2 separate regions of the Homo sapiens genome follow, and region 1 is linked to region 2. Evidence: read pairs that join two places in POLR2A ChIA-PET (ENCODE). Cell type or tissue: A673. All regions are shown on one strand. Links, peaks and the distances in the headings refer to the core of each region. The heading gives the core; the rest is flanking DNA.

Region 1 (8,159 bases), core at 1,616-6,615, 220 kb before region 2:
AGTTGGTTTGTAGCACATTACCAGTTCCACACCAAACAGGAAGCTCTTGGAAATTAGGAATCACATCTACTTTCTGTGCAAACAGCCATTTTGCCTCAAGTTCTCCATCCTTTAAAATACTCAGTATCTGTGGAGGGAGACTGAACTGAGCTGCATGGGAAGGGGAAGATGACTTTTATCATGTAGTTGCTTAATAAATGCTGAATTCACCTGTATGACCTCTAAGACTTTTTTTTTTTTTTTTTTTTTGAGACAGGGTCTCACTCTGTCGCCCAGACGAGTGCTGTGGCATGATCTTGGCTCACTGCAACATCTGCCTCCCAAGCTCAAGCGATTCTCCTGCCTCACCCTCCCCAAGTAGCTTGGATTACAGGTGTGCGCCACTACCACTCAGCTAATTTTTGGATTTTTAGTACAGACGGGATTTCACCGTGTTGGCCAGGCTGGTCTTGAACTCCTAACCTCAAATGATCCACCCGTCTCAGCCTCCCAAAGTGCTGGATTCCAGGTGTGAGCCACCACGCCTGGGACTTCTTAATAACTCTTTGCCTCAGACTGAATGGAGAGATAATCTTGCCCAGTATCTCCCTTGCAGAGTTAGTGAGGAAACCAACGTCCAGCACCATGTGCTCCTTGACTCTAAAGTTACTCCAAGCATTGTCCCAATCTTAATGAAAACTCAGAGGACCCCAAGATATTCTGCAGTTATTAGTCTTCACAGTTGAAAAGAGAGAGTCACTTAAGAGAGTATAGGTAAGAGCACTGTATTTATTTTAATATATGAGTATGTAAAGATGACTACGACTGTGCCCAAACAGAGTAGGCACACAATGGATGCAAGTTTGAGTACAAAACGTGTAGTCAGGGCCGTGCGTGGTGGCTCACACCTGTAATCCCAGCACTTTTGGAGGCCTAGGCGGGTGGATCACCTGAGGTTGGGAGTTCGAGACCAGCCTGACCAACCTGGAGAAACCCTGTCTCTACTAAAAATACAAAAAATTGGCCTGGCGCGGTGGTACATGCCTGTAATCTGAGCTACTTGAGAGGCTGAGGCAGGAGAATCGCTTGAACCCAGGAGGTGGAGATTGCGGTGAGCCGAGATCATGCCATTGCACTCCAGCCTGGGCAACAAGAGCGAAACTCCGTCTCAAAGAAAAAAAAAGTGTAGTCAGAAGATCTAATCCACATCTCACCTCTCCCACAGCACTTGTTTGCCTAAAACACACATACTTAAGCACGGCACTCTGAATTCCCTCAATGGTCCCAAAATACTCATCTGGTCTTACCTGCAACTATCATACCCCAAGAATCTTAAGTCCTAATACCATACCAGCCACCTAATGTACTCTGAGCATAGCATAATGTACCTTTATATTTCTTTGCCCTTTATTCCTTAAGCCTGAAATGTCTTTAATGCCTTTCTCCCTCATCTTCTCCCTTCAAAGTCCAGTTCAAAGCTCACTTCTCCACAAAGCCACTGCTAAACTATTTTCTTTTTTTTGAGACGCGGTCTCGCTCCGTTGCCCAGACTGGAGTTCTGTGGCACGATCTTGGCTCACTGCAACCTCTGCCTCCCAGGTTCAAGCAATTCTCTTTCCCTTCCTTTTTGGCTAGTCCCTGCTAACCATTTTGTGATTTACTTGAAACATCACTTCCTTGGGGAGGCCTTCTGTGAATTCCTTCACTAGGTTTGAGTTTGTGTTCTTGATCTCTCAGCACCTGCAGTACCCCCGTCACAACCATCATCTCACTTTGTTGGCTTTTCCTCCTCAGTCTGTACGTCCTGGAAAAGCAAGGATTGTGTTTTGTTTTGTTTTGTTTTTTTAGACAGAGTTTCGTTCTTGTTGCCCAGGCTGGAGTACAATGGCACAATCTCAGCTCACTATAACCTCCGCCTTCTGGGTTCAAGTGATTCTCCCACCTCAGCCTCCACAGTAGCTGGGATTACAGGCATGCCCCACCATGTCCAGCTAATTTTTATATTTTTAGTAGAGATGGGGTTTCTCCATGTTGGTCAGGTTGGTCTTGAACTCCCAACCTCAGGTGATCTGCCCACCTCGGCCTCCCAAAGTGCTGGGATGAGCCACCATGCCTGGCCAAGGATTCCAAGGATTGCTTTTCTTTTTTTTTTTTAAAGATGGAGTCTTGCTGTGTTCCCCAGACTGGAGTGCAGTGGCATGATCTCAGCTCACTACCACCTCCCTTTCCTAGGTTCAAGCGATTCTCCTGCCTCAGCCTCCTGAGTAGCTGGGACTTTAGGCACGCACCACCACGCCCAGCTAATTTTTGTATTTTTAGTACAGACTGGGTTTCACCATATTGGCCAGGATGGTCTTGATCTCTTGACCTCGTGATCCGCCTACCTCAGCCTCCCAAAGTGCTAGGATTATAGGTATGAGCCACTGCGCCTGGCCAGGATTGCTTTTCTTATTCAGCAATTCCCCCAAGGCTACCACAGTGCCCAGGACAGGAGTGTAATAAATGGTTTTCAAATATCAGACTTACATTTTATCTACAAAACTGCTTATCTAAACCTTTGTAAACAAATCTGAGCACACAGCAGATATGCAATACATTTTTGTCCAATTAGTGACTCAACCTAAAAGACTTCTAGAATTTTCTTTTTTATTTTTATATGTATTTATTTAAAGATAGAGACAGGATCTCACTATGTTGCCCAGGCTGGTCTTGAACTCCTGGCTTCAAGTGATCATCCGGCCTTGGCCTCCCAAAGTGTTGTGATTACAAGTGTGAGCCATCTGGCCAGGAGGGGTGGCTCACGCCAGTAATCCCTGCACTTTGGGAGGCCGAGGCAGGCGGATCACCTGAGGTCGGGAGTTGGTGACTAGCCTGACCAACATGGAGAAACCCCATCTCTACTAAAAATACAAAACAATTAGCCAGGCGTGGTGGCGCTTGCCTATAATCCCAGCTACTTGGGAGGCTCAGGCAGGAGAATTGCTTGAACCCGGGAGGCAGAGGTTGTGGTGGGTGAACCGAGATCGTGCCATTGGACTCCAGCCCGGACAACAAGAGTGAAACTGCCACTCAAAAAAAAAAAAAAAAGTGTGAGCCATCATGCCTGGCCCCTTCTAGAACTTTCTGCCTTCCTATCTGGGAGGGATATAAATTTGCTTAGGCAGCTAGGCTAAGCTATACAGCTTATGGCTCATCATTATGGCCAGTTCAACAAATATTATATTGAGTCTCTACCTCACATCAGCTAGAGTTAGATTCCTTAGATATGAGGAGCAACAATACCTGCTCTTGAGAAACTACAGAAGGAAAAGAGATACATGACACTATTGGATATGCAGGGAAAAAATTAACTGCAAGATATTACAGTACAGAATATGAACTCCTGCAACTTGAAGCCTTAAAACTAGAAAGGGGCCAGGCACAGTGGCTCACACCTGTAATCCCAATACTTTGGGAGGCCAAGACCGGTGGATCACTTGAGGTCAGGAGTTCGAGACCACCTTGGCCAGCAGGGTGAAACCCCATCTCTACTAAAAATATAAGTATTAGCAAAGTGTGTTGGTGGGCGCCTGTAATCCCATCTACTCAGGAGGCTGAGGGAGGAGAATTCATTGAACCCAGGAGGTGGAGGTTGCAGTGAGCCAAGATGGTGCCACTGCACTCCAGCCTGGGCAAGAAAGCGAAACTCCATCTCAAAAAAAAAAAAGGTCAGGTGTGGTGGCTCATGCCTGTGATCCCAGCATTTTGGGAGGTCGAGACGGGCGGATCACGAGATCAAGAGATTGAGACCATCCTGACCAACATGGTGAAACCGTCTCTGCTAAAAATACAAAAATTAGCCAGGCATAATTAGCCGGAGGTTGAGGCAGGAGAATTGCTTGAACCCGGGAGGCAGAGGTTACAGTGGGCCAAGATCACGGCACTGCACTCCAGCCTGGCGACAGAGCGAGACTCCGTCTCAAAAAAACAAAACAAAACAAAACAAACAAACAAAAAAAACAACTAGAAAAGGGCCAGGCACCGTGGCTGATACCTAGCACTTTGGGAGGCTGAGGTGGGCGGATTGCTTAAGCTCAGGAGTTCAAGACCAGCCTGGGCAACATGGTGAGACTCTGTCTCTACTAAAAGTACAAAAATTAACCGGGTGTGGTAACGTGAACCTGTAGTCCCAGCCACTCAGGAGGCAGAGGTTGCAGTGAGCCAAGATCGTGCCACTGCACTTCAGCTTAGGTGACAAAGCAAGAGTCTGCCTCAAAATAAAATTATATAAAACTAGAAAAGAGACGGACGCGGTGGCTCGCACCTGTAATCCCAGCACTTTGGGAGGCCGAGGCAGGCGGATCATGAGCTCAGGAGATCAAGACCATCCTGGCTAACATGGTAAAACCCCATCTCTACTAAAAATACAAAAAATTAGCCAGGCGCGATGGCGGGCCCCTGTAGTCCAAGCTACTCGGGAGGCTGAGGCAGGAGAATGGCGAACCCCAGAGGCGGAGCTTGCAGTGAGCCAAGATTGCGCCACTGCACTCCAGCCTGGGCGACAGAGCGAGACTCCGTCTCAAAAAACAAACAAACAAACAAACAAACAAAAACACTAGAAAAGAAAATCAAGGGTCTCCTCTCTTGGCTTTGGAGCCCCCTTCCCTCTGTCTCTGTAAGGGGAGCTTCTTCCTTTCTTCTCCTTTCTTTTTTTTTTTTTTGAGACGAAGTCTCACTCTTATACCCCAGGCTGGAGTGCAGTGGTGTGGTGTGATCTAGGCTCACTGCAACCTCCACCTCTCGGGTTCAAGCAATTCTCCTGCCTCAGCCTCCCGAGTAGCTGGGATTACAGGGACCTGCCACCACACCCGGCTAATTTTTGTATTTTTAGTAGAGACGGGAGTTCACCATGTTGGCCAGGCTGGTCTCAAACTCCTGACCTCAGGTGATCCGCCTGCCTTGGCCTCCCAAAGTGCTGGGATTACAAGCGTGAGCCACCATGCCCGGCCTCTTCTCCCTTCTTTCTTGCCTATTAAACTCTCCACTCCTTAAAACCAAAATAAAATAAAATAAGATAAAATAAAAATCAATGAACTGGTTCAGCTGGCTACCAACAGTAGAACCAAAACAATTAAGACCCTCGAGTCTAGAAAAGGCCAAAAAGGAATGTGATAAAGCATACAAATACCATCTAATCCTAGAATAACTGAACCCATAAATATCTTCAAAATTTGAACCATAAAAATGTAGGCGGAATTAAAAGAATCAGCTAACCTTTATTGAGCTAGCACTCATTGTCAAGCACCGTGCTATAACACATTTAATTTAAAAGATGTAATACTTTGGCAAGTAGCAAACTTATGGAATCATTATTCCAAAAATGTGCTTTAAATTTTCAAAAATTACAGATTATGGGCCAGGCACGGTGGCTCACGCCTGTAATCCCAGCACTTTGGGAGGCCAAGGCAGGCGGATCGCAAAGTCAGGAGATCAAGACCATCCTGGCTAACACGGGGAAACCCTGTCTCTGCTACAAATGCAAAAAATTAGCCAGACGTGGTGATGGGCGCCTGTAGTCCCAGCTGAGATCGTGCCACTGCACTCCAACCTGGGCGACAGAGCAATACTCCATCTCCAAAAAAAAAAGAAAAAAAAAATTACAGATTATGCATCCCTTATTTGAAATGCTTGAGATCAGAAGTGCCTCAAATTTCAGATTTTTTTTTTTAATTTTGGCATATTTACATAATGTGATATCTGGGGGATAGGACACAAGTCTAAACACAAAATTCAAAATTCGATTATGTTTCACATACATCTTACACACATAGCCTGATGGCAATTCTTTTTTATTTTTGAGACAAAGTCTCGATTTTTCACCCAGGCTGCTGTTCAGTGATGCAATTTCAGCTCACTGCAACCTCTGCCTCCTGGGTTCAAGTGATTCTCCTGCCTCAGCCTCCAGAGTAGCTGAGATTACAGGTGCCCGCCACCATGTCTAGCTAATCTTTTTGTATTTTTAGTAGAGTCAGGGTTTCACCATCTTGGCCAGGCTGGTCTTGAACTCCACTCACCTCAGCCTCCCAAAGTGCTGAGATTACAGGCATGAGCCATGGCGCCCGGCCACTTGATGGCAATTTCATACAATATCTTTATTTGTATTTATTTATTTATTTATTTTTTTTTGAGACGGAGTCTTGCTCTGTCACCCAGGCTGGAGTGCAGCGCCCTGATCTCGGCTCACTGAAGGCTCCGCCTCCGGGTTCATGCCATTCTCCTGCCTCAGCCTCCCAAGTAGCTGAGACTACAGGCGCCTGCCACCATGCCGCCTAATTTTTTGTATTTTTAGTAGAGACAGGGTTTCACCGTGTTAGTCAGGATGGTCTCGATCTCCTGGCCTCGTGATCCACCCACCTTGGCCTCCCAAAGTGTTGGGATTACAGGCGTGAGCCACCACGCCTGGCCAATTTTATACAATATTTTTAATAATTTTGTGAATGAAACAGAGCCTGCGTTAACTACTAATCTGTGGGATTTTTTCACTTATGCCATCATGTTGGCTCAAAAATTTTCAGATTTTGGAGATTTGGGGTTTCAGATTTTCAGATTAGGGATACTCAACCTATAATACCTTAGGCAAAAAAAATGGGTTAGTTAATTGTTAAAGAAGCAGATTTAGAAGGATGCTTCTAATTTCAACTTTCTACCCTAAGCTAAGTCCCCTCTACAACATTCTGAATAGATGGTTGACTAACTTCTTAATACCTTCCTCAATAGGAACTCACATTTTACTCTTTACCCACACCATACATTAGTACCCAAGAGGAATGTTCTGGCTTCTTCTCTAGCCTTCTGAGAGTTTATCAGAGAGGATAATTATAATCATCCACAATACATCTCTCAATGTCACTCTAAGTCATGGGTCTGATTCAACATGGCAATTCTGACCTTCTTTAGAGAAGCAAGTTTGGGTTAAGTATCACTCATTACCCTAAATACCATATTCCTTGCAGGTAACCTGAAACCAACTCTAAATGCAAGGTCATCTCTAAGCTGAGTGTAAATGGAAAAGTAGCTCTTGTTTACAGCAACAAAAACTCCTGAGGCAAGATGAGTGAGTTGATCGTTCGGGGCTTTGGAGTATGCATTGTGAAATCATACAACTCTCTCTGGAATTCTTTTTTCTTTTTTTAATTTAAACTTGCTTTTCTTTTCTTTTTTTTTTTTTTTTGAGACAGAGTCTCACTCTGTTGCCCAGGCTGGAGTGCAGTGGCGGGATCTCCGCTCACTGCAACTTCTGCCTCCTGGGTTCAAGCGATTGTTGTGCCTCAGCCTTCCGAGTAGCAGCTGGGATGACATGTGCACACCACCATGCTCGGCTTTTTTTATTTTTAGTAGTGACGGGGTTTCACCACGTTGGCCAGGCTGGTGTCAGAACTCCTGGTCTCAAGTGATCTGCCCGCGCCTGTCTCCCACAGTGCTGGGATTACAGGAGTGAGCCACCCCGGCCGATCTCTCTCTGGAATTCTATGTGAACACATGTAAAAGAAATATGCCAAATTTATGTGAAATGCTTAAGAATTAACTATTGTGGGGCCGGGCGCGGTGGCTCACGCCTGTAATCCCAGCACTTTGGGAGGCCAAGGCAGGTGGATCACAAGGTCAGGAGATCAAGACCATCCTGGCTAACATGGTGAAACCTCGTCTCTACTAAAAATACAAAAAATTAGCTCAGCGTGGTAGCGCACGCCTGTAGTCCCAGCTACTTGGGAGGCTGAGGCAGGAGAATGGCGTGAACCCAGGAGGCAGAGCTTGCAGTGAGCCAAGATGGAGCCACTGCACTCCAGCCTGGACGACAGAGCAAGACTCCGTCTCAAAAAAAAAAAAAAAAAGGCCGGGCGCGGTGGCTCACGCCTGTAATCCCAGCACTTTGGGAGGCCGAGGCGGGCGGATCACGAGGTCAGGAGATCGAGACCATCCCGGCTAAAAACGGTGAAACCCCGTCTCTACTAAAAATACAAAAAATTAGCCGGGCGTAGTGGCGGGCGCCTGTAGTCCCAGCTACTTGGGAGGCTGAGGCAGGAGAATGGCGTGAACCCGGGAGGCGGAGCTTGCAGTGAGCCAAGATCCCGCCACTGCACTCCAGCCTGGGCGACAGAGCGAGACTCCGTCTCAAAAAAAAAAAAAAAAAAAAAAAAAAA
Region 2 (8,159 bases), core at 1,569-6,568:
CACCTTGCTCAGGGTCTTCCAACAGAACCCCTCTTTTAACCAGCTCTTCTCTTGGCTTTCGCATAGATATTTTCCGTTCTAAAACTAACATTAAATTGGAAAATGGCACTCAGAAATGTGACAGTTGAAAGTCAACCTTACACTTAGCATTCTAATTCTACAGGTAAAAGAATAAAGTAGTTTAAGTTTATATTCTCAGGAAAGAAAATAACTAGCAGACTAACTTCAAATTAAAACTCTTAAATTTCTTTTATAACCTGTGCTGTCAGGAAAGCATCACTTCCAAAAAACTAGCCTTACATAATTGTAACTTAAGAGAAAATTTCATTAGTAAGTTATTTACGGATGAACTTTGTGTGGATGGGCAGAGTAGAAAATAAGCATTTTATTTATGTATGTATCAACTCATTCAGTCATTTTCTTCACCAAGTTCTGATGGAAAGAAGCATCTTAGATTTGCGACAGTTCAGGAACTCCATTCACCACTCAATAGATACTTATATGCCATCAAAATACAAACCTGGGAATGAGGGTATACAATATTAGGTTTAGTACATGACCATTTTGATGTTTAATTCTAAAAGATTAAACTCTGGCCAGCCACAGTGGCTCATGCTTGTAATCCCAGCACTTTGGGAGGCTGAGGTGGGAGGATCGCTTGAGCCCAGGAGTTCAAGACCAGCCTGGGAAACATAAGGAGACCCCATCTCTACAAAGAATTTAAAAATTAACTGGGCACAGTAGCTCATGCTTGTACTTCCAGCTACTTGGGAGGCTGAGGCAGGAGGATTACATGAGCCCAGGAGGTTGAATCTGCAGTGAACTGTGATTGCGCCACTGTACTCTAGCCTGGGCAACAGAGGGAGATCCTGTCTCACCAAAAAAAAAAAAAAAAAAAAAGAAGAAGGAAAGAATAAAACATTAAATACCCTCTTCAAATAGAGGACTACAGAAACTTGGGAAGATAAGGAAAAATTAAATACATCTAACATAGAGAATTCTAACTCAGAACACACATTTAACCCTTAATATCTCACCTTCTGAAGTCTCTTTAAATTTATCACTACTTTTTTTTTTCCTCCATTTCCAGGGCTTGAAGATCTTGCCAAAGCCTGAGAACTTGCTCTTCCTTTTGGTAGGAGGTGTTGTGTCTCCTGCTTCCACACTGTCCAGGACCATGCCTGGCTCTGTAGTGGGCTGGTCTGCTTCCTCTGTTACATGAAAAGAAGAGAGGGAAGGAAGCAAATGTATTATTTCAGCATAATCTCTAAAATGTCCCTTCCCCTCTCTTCCTGTGGTAGTTGGAAAGGATCGGAGCAACGATAAACAATCATGCAGACAGGGAGACTCCTGGACATCACATGGACACCAAACATCAAAATCCATTAACAGATAAACTACTAAGGAGAAAAAGGAACCAAACCAAGCTGACATCATTTTAGGACAAAATCTGGTGAAATGATCAGAGCCGGCTCAAAATCTTTTAAAGGCGCATGTATACAAAATGTGGATATCTTAACAAATGCATGAGATCTTGCCTTACTGAGGCAGGGAATTCCTGCCTCATTAGTGAGTGAATCATTTTCTCTATTAAACATTGCCCTTTCCCTGCCCTTTTCAGGATATAAATAGTTCAGGGAGAGGTAACACATTGTTAGTACCTTACTTATATCTGCTCATCAAATTATTTTCTCCCTTCACAAAAGGACCCTAGGTATTGGAAAGTGCTCAGGGTTGCGGGGCAGAAGCATTAGAAAGCGGGTACATTAAATTGGAGGGAAATGTTTTCAGAAAGTAGAGGTGAGATTCCAATTTGTTTACCATAGTAGTGCCTTAGAGACAATCATAGGCTGAGCACAGTGGCTCATTTCTGTAATCCCAGCACTGTGGGAGGCTGAGGCAGGCAGATCGCTTAAGCTCAGGAGCTTGAGATCAACCAGGGCAGTAAGGTGAAACCCTGTCTCTACAAATAATACAAAAACAAAAATTAGCTGGGCATGGTGGTGTGCACCTGTAGTCCCAACTACTCAGGAGGCTGAGTTGGGAAGATGGCTTGAGCCTGGGAGGTCAATGCTGCAGTTGGCTGTGATTAAGATACTGCACTCCAGCCTGGGCAACAGAGTGAGAGCCTGTCTCAAACACACACACACACACACACACACACACACACACACACACACACACACAAACACACACACCATAATATTAAGGATTTGACATAAAACATAACTGACATGATACATGTGCAGAACTGAAATAAAAGGCCATGAACCCCTCATAATGACCATGCATGCAGGGTTTAGTTAGTTAGTTTTAATGGCAGAGAAAGGAGAGCCAAGGCGGGGCCAAGAATTTAAAGAAAGGAAAAAAAAAAAAACCAGCAGGAAGGCAACCAAAAAAAAGCAGGAAGGTACACAATGCAGCTTTGCACTCCACCTACTGTTCCAAGGTTCTCTGGAGAAGTCTAGAGAGGAAGAAAAAAAGAGTCATGTGGAAAAACCATCCTGAAATTAAAGTGGAACCTCTACTTTGTAGAAATACATCAAGGAACAGCATATGATAAGCTAACATGTTGACTGTAAACAATTTCACATCTGAAGCAAGTAACACTTTTGGAGGAGGGTAAAAAGGTCATAATAGTCACTAAAACATCTTTTTTAAAAAAATTTATTATTATTATTATTATTATTTTAGAAACAGGGTCTCACTCTGTTGCCCAGGATGAAGTGCAGTAGTGTAATCACAGCTCACTGCAGCCTCAAATTCCCGATCTCAAATGATCCTCCTGCCTCAGCCTCCTGAGTAGCCAGGACTATAAGCATGTACCATCACTCCTGGCTAATTACAAAAACAATTTTGTTTTGTAGAGATAGGGTCTCACCAAATTGCTCAGGGTGGTCTCAAATGCCTGGTCTCAAGAGATCCTCCCTGCTTGGCCTCCCAAAAGCACTGGGATTAAAGGTGTGTACCACCACACCTGGCCTCTCTCTCTTTTAAAACTAGGTATTTTCAAAAGAGAAAATATACAACCAACAGCATTAAATTTTTAAAAGAAACAACTGCCAAATTCAATCTTTTTTTCACTTGATTGATGGAGGTTTAGGGAAGTTTTTCAATAAAGGTTAGATTTATACAATCGTAATTATCACAGTAAATGCAATGGTGACTACTGATGCATTAGTTTGCTATGCCCAGAAGACTTAGGCAAAATAGCATCCTCATTACTAAAGTGCAAAAGATGGAAATGACAAGAGGACAGTGACTCTTCCTAGTTGCATGACTTATACAAGGACATTCTGGGTCTCAATTACTTTAACACTTTACATGAAATACACTAGAATCTGATTATCTATCTATCTATCTATCTATCTATCTATCTGTCTCTCTATCTATTTATCTAGTTATTTTAGAGACAGGGTTTCGTTCTGTTGCCCAGCATGGAGTGCAGTGGCACAATCACAGCTCACTGAGCCTTCAACTCCAGGACTCAAGCAATCCTCTGCCTCAGCCTCCTGAGTAGCTGAGATTACAGGCAAATAGTTGAAATTATGAGAATGTCTCAGATTACAGACACTGGCTACAGCATCTGGCTTCTCTTCTTTTTTAGGTAAAGAAAGACCAGCCTGGGGAACATGAAGAAACCCTGTCTCTTAAAAAAAAAAAAAAATTAGTTGGGCAGGGTGCCATGTGCCTAGTCCCAGCTACTTGCGAGGCTGAGGTGGGAAGATCGCTTGAGCTCAGCAGGTCCAGGCTGCAATGAGCTGTGATCGTGCCACTGCACTCCAGCCTGGGCGACAGAGCCATACTGATATAGTTTAGATATGTGTCCCGCTCAAATCTCAGGTTGAATTGTAATCTTCAGTACTGGAAGTGGGGCCTGGTTGGAGGTGACTGGATCATGGGGGTGGATTTCTCATGAATAGTTTAGCACCATCCATATGGTGCTGCCTTAGCAATAGTGAGTGAGTTCTCGTGAGATCTGGTCGTTTAAAAGTATGTGGCATCTCCCTCTTTGCTCTCTTGTTCCTGCTCTGGTCACGTGACATGCTTATTCCTGGTTGGTTTTCTGTCATGATTCATGATTGTAAGTTTCCTGAGACCTCCCCAGAAGCAGGGCAGTTGCAAGCATTATGTTTCCTGTACAGCCTACAGAACCACGAGTCAAATAAAGCTCTTTTCTTTATAAATTATCCAGTCCCAGGGATCTCTTTATAGCAATGCAAGAATGGCTTAATACAGGGACCTTGTCTCAAAAAAAAAATAGTTGATACATAAGCAAAATATGTATAAAAAAAATAAAGCCACTGAATACAAAAAACAGAGCAACATTTTCTTTGCTTCTCATGCAAATGTGCTTGATTTTCACTTTTACAAAACTTTTAGAGGCAGATGTCCTTCTTTCCTCTTACCTCCTGTGTTGGGGTAGAGCCACACCTGGCCCTGACTCAGTTATCTCAAATTCACACATACATATTCATATCCTCATATTCTCCCTCCTTCCTTCCCCTCTTTTTCCTACTCTCCAGGACAAACAGTACATTATTTCCAAGACTCCGAAATCTGTCCAAATACTTGGAATCAGCCCAATTGCCTTTTCAAAATACAGAATCTCCAGGAGGTAGGACTTTCAGAATCTGTTTTAAAAAATCTCTCCAGGTCAGCCTAGGGTCCTAAGGTCAGTCAGGTGTGTTAAACCCAATACCAGATTATTATCTGGAAACCTCATGGAGGTTAAAAGAGACAGAGGCAGACATTTTCTGGCTATAGGCTGCTTCTTTGTTGAAGAAAAATGAATTAGGGGCCAGGCATGGTGACTCATGCCTGTAATCCCAGCACTTTGGGAAGCCGAGGCAGGCAGACCACCTGAGATCAGGAGTTTGAGACCAGCCTAGCCAACATGGTGAAACCTCGTCTCTACTAAAAATACAAAAATTAGCTGGGTGTGGTGGTACACGCCTATAATCCCAGCTACTCGGGAGGCTGAGGCAGGAGAATCTTGAACTTGGGAGGCGGAGGTTGCAGTGAGCCAAGATCACATCACTGCACTCCAGCCTGGGTGAAAGCAAAACTCTGTCTCAAAAAAAAAAAAAAAAAAAAGAAAGAAAGAAAAAGAAAAAGAAAAATGAGGCCAGATGCGGTGGCTCATGCCTGTAATCCCAACACTTTGGGAGGCCGAGACAGGTGGATCACTTGAGGGCAGGAGGTTGAGACCAGCCTGGCCAACATGAGGAAACCCTGTCTCTATTAAAAATACAACAACAAAAAAAAATTAGCTGAGTATGGTGGCAGGCACCTATAATCCCAGCTACTTGGGAGGCTGAGGCAGGAGAATGGCTTGAATGCGGGAGGTGGAGGTTACAGTGAGCTGAGCTGGTCTCAAACTGCTGGGTTCAAGTGGTCCTTCCACCTCAGTCTCCCAACGTGGTAGGATAATTGGAGTGTTTAGGCCATTTATATTTAATGCTTTTCCTATATATCTCAAATATGGTCCAAGTTGCAAATAAACAACAGAAGCTTACAGTTGTTTCTTCCCAAATTTATAATACATTATCTCCAATTATGTGTTATTGGAAAGTGTATTGTGCAATTGTTGGGTATGGTGTTCTAAATATGCCAATTAGGTCAAGGTGGTTAATCATATACAAATCATTAAGATCCCTTCTGATTTGTTGTCTGTTTGCTCTATCAGTAACTGAGAGAGGTATGTTAACATCTCTAATTATGAAAGTGATGGCCGGGCGCGGCGGCTCACACCTGTAATCCCAGCACTTTGGGAGGCCGAGGTGGGCGGATCACGAGGTCAGGAGATCGAGACCATGGTGAAACCCCATCTCTACTAAAAATACAAAAAATTAGCCGGGCGCAGTGGCGGGTGCCTATAGTCCCAGCTACTAGGGAGGCTGAGGCAGGAGAATGGCGTGAACCCGGGAGGTGGAGCTTGCAGAGAGCCGAGATCACGCCACTGTACTCCAGCCTGGGCGACAGAGCGAGACTCCGTCTCAAAAAAAAAAAAAAAAAAAAAAAAGACAAAGTGATTTCTCTCTTAGTTCTATTAATTTTTGCTTTATATACTTTGAAGCTGTTATGAGGTATATACAAATTTAGAGTTATTATATCTTCCTTTTGAATGGACTTTTTTATCTTTCTGGGTTCAATCAATCCTCTGGCCTCAGTCTCCAGAGCAGCTGGGATTAAAAGCGTGTGCCACTACACCTGGCTAATTAAAAAAAAAATTTTTTTTTAATAGAGACAAGGTCTTGCTATCTTGCCCAGGCTGGTCTCAAACCCCTGAGCTCAAGGGATCCTCCCACCTTGGCCTTCCAAAGTGCTAAGATTACGGGCGTGTGCCACCGTGCCTGGCCGTGTTCCATGTATTCTTTTCCTGCCTGAATTACATCCAGGGTCCTCTTCTTTTGGTCCTGATCCAGTAGCAACTTTTATGCTTTGTCCACAGCTTCAAAAGCCTTTTGTGCTCTGTCAGCATCATGATTTTTGTCAGGACGCACCAATGTGGATAACTGCTGAAACCTCTTTTTTTAATTTCTTCATCTGTAACTTCAGGATCTAACTGAAGAACCTCAAATGGGTTCAAATTGAAGTAAGAGGAACCAGGACGGGTCCATCTTTCAATCTGATTTTTGGATGTTAGAACCGAGTCTCTCTTCTCTATTTGTTTCACCTCACTGTAGAAGGTCAGAAATGCATCCACTGTGCTGCCTCTGCTGCCCAAGTCCCACTCTCTCGTGAAGCCGCCATTTCCCCAGCCCAGCCACCACCTATGTATATATACTTATAAAAATGGCAGGCAACTGCAGCTACAGACCTCAATCTATGGTATGCATCACATCAGGCGATTCAACTTTTCCTTGTGTTTTCTCTTTTTTTCGTTTTCAACTTTTTCTTATAATGTCATGACTCTTCTCTGCTTCTTAAGAGCAATTCCAGTATCATTAGTGGCACGTGTTGTAGGTCCCGTGGTGTTATTCAAGATTTATGATATTGCACTAAGCTATGAAGAACTGCTCACTAGAAAATTAGCATCATACAGCATTTTAAGTGGATACTGGCAATACTTGAGCTCACTTCAATAGTAATAGGAGGTGGCTATGAAATTACAGCAGTACAGTATATGCTAGTTAATTTAATTCATTTTTATTTTTATTTATTTATTTTTTTGAGACAAAGTTTCATTCTTGTTGCCCAGGCTGGAGTGCAATGGCGTGATCTCGGCTCACCACAACCTCTGCCTCCTGGGTTCAAGCGATTCTCCTGCCTCAGCCTCCCAAGTAGCCGGGATTACAGGTACGCAAAACCACACCCGGCTAACTTTTGTATTTTTAGTAGAGATAGGGTTTCGCCATGTTGGCTAGGCTGGTCTCGAGCTCCTGACCTCAAGTGATCCACCCACCTTGGCCTCCCAAAGTGCTGGGATTACAGGCGTGAGCCACTGTGCCCGGACTTATTTTTATTTTTATTATTTGTTTGTATTTTTTATTTTTTGAGATGGAGTCTCACTCTGTCTCCCAGGCTGGAGTGCAGTGGTGTGATCTTGGCTCACTGCAACCTCCGCCTCCCAGGTTCAAGTGATTCTTCTGCCTTAGCCTCCTGAGTAGCTGGGACTATAGGCGTGTACCACCACGCCCAGCTAATCTTAGTAGAGATGAGGTTTCAACATGTTGGCCAGGCTGGTCTTGAACTCCAGATCTAAAGTGATCTACCCACCTTGGCCTCCCAGAGTGCTGGGATTACAGGCATGAGCCATTGTGCCCAGCCTCTTTTTAAAATTTTTGAGACAGCATCTCACTCTTGCCCAGGCTAGAGTGCAGTGGTGAGATGAGAGCTCACTGCAGCCTCCAACTCCTGGTGGGATCAAGTGATCCTCCCACCTCAGCTGTCTGAGTAGCTGGGACAACAGGCATGTGCCACCACACCTGGCTAATTTTTTAATTTTTTGTAGAGATGGGGTCTCACTATGTCGCCCAGGTCGACCTTGAACTCCTGGCCTCAAGTAATCCTCTTGCCTCAGATTCCCAAAGTGCTGGGATTACAGGCAAAAGCCACCACATCTGGTCTGCCTGTGAGTTTTTTTTTTCAAATTGTTGTAAATCTCCAAACAATCTGTCAATACATTTATTGAAAAACATCCACACATAAGAACC

What was found. Peaks named below come from ENCODE experiments on the same cell type or tissue, not always from the same donor. Only the 100,000 strongest peaks of a DNase experiment are listed, where the experiment ranks them.
Region 1: POLR2A ChIA-PET joins it to region 2 with 5 read pairs; 2 of 35 experiments call an interaction of 5 or more read pairs at or near these places.

What each region holds. Positions count from the first base shown.
Region 1 is chr1:28,674,710-28,682,868 of GRCh38, reverse strand. The region is part of intron 1 of GMEB1 (glucocorticoid modulatory element binding protein 1); the gene reads right to left. Among named protein-coding and RNA genes, the nearest start is that of GMEB1, 10 kb to the right of the region's middle. RefSeq lists an enhancer at 1,129-1,628. In A673, for the core only: no CTCF peak of the experiment used is centred there; no DNase peak of the experiment used is centred there.
Region 2 is chr1:28,452,137-28,460,295 of GRCh38, reverse strand. It overlaps PHACTR4 (phosphatase and actin regulator 4), which reads right to left. Exons shown (of 14, transcript NM_001048183.3): 3 at 1,038-1,211; 4 at 4-84. Among named protein-coding and RNA genes, the nearest start is that of SNHG3, 50 kb to the left of the region's middle. In A673, for the core only: no CTCF peak of the experiment used is centred there; a DNase peak (open chromatin) is centred at 4,055; H3K27ac peaks cover 672 bases.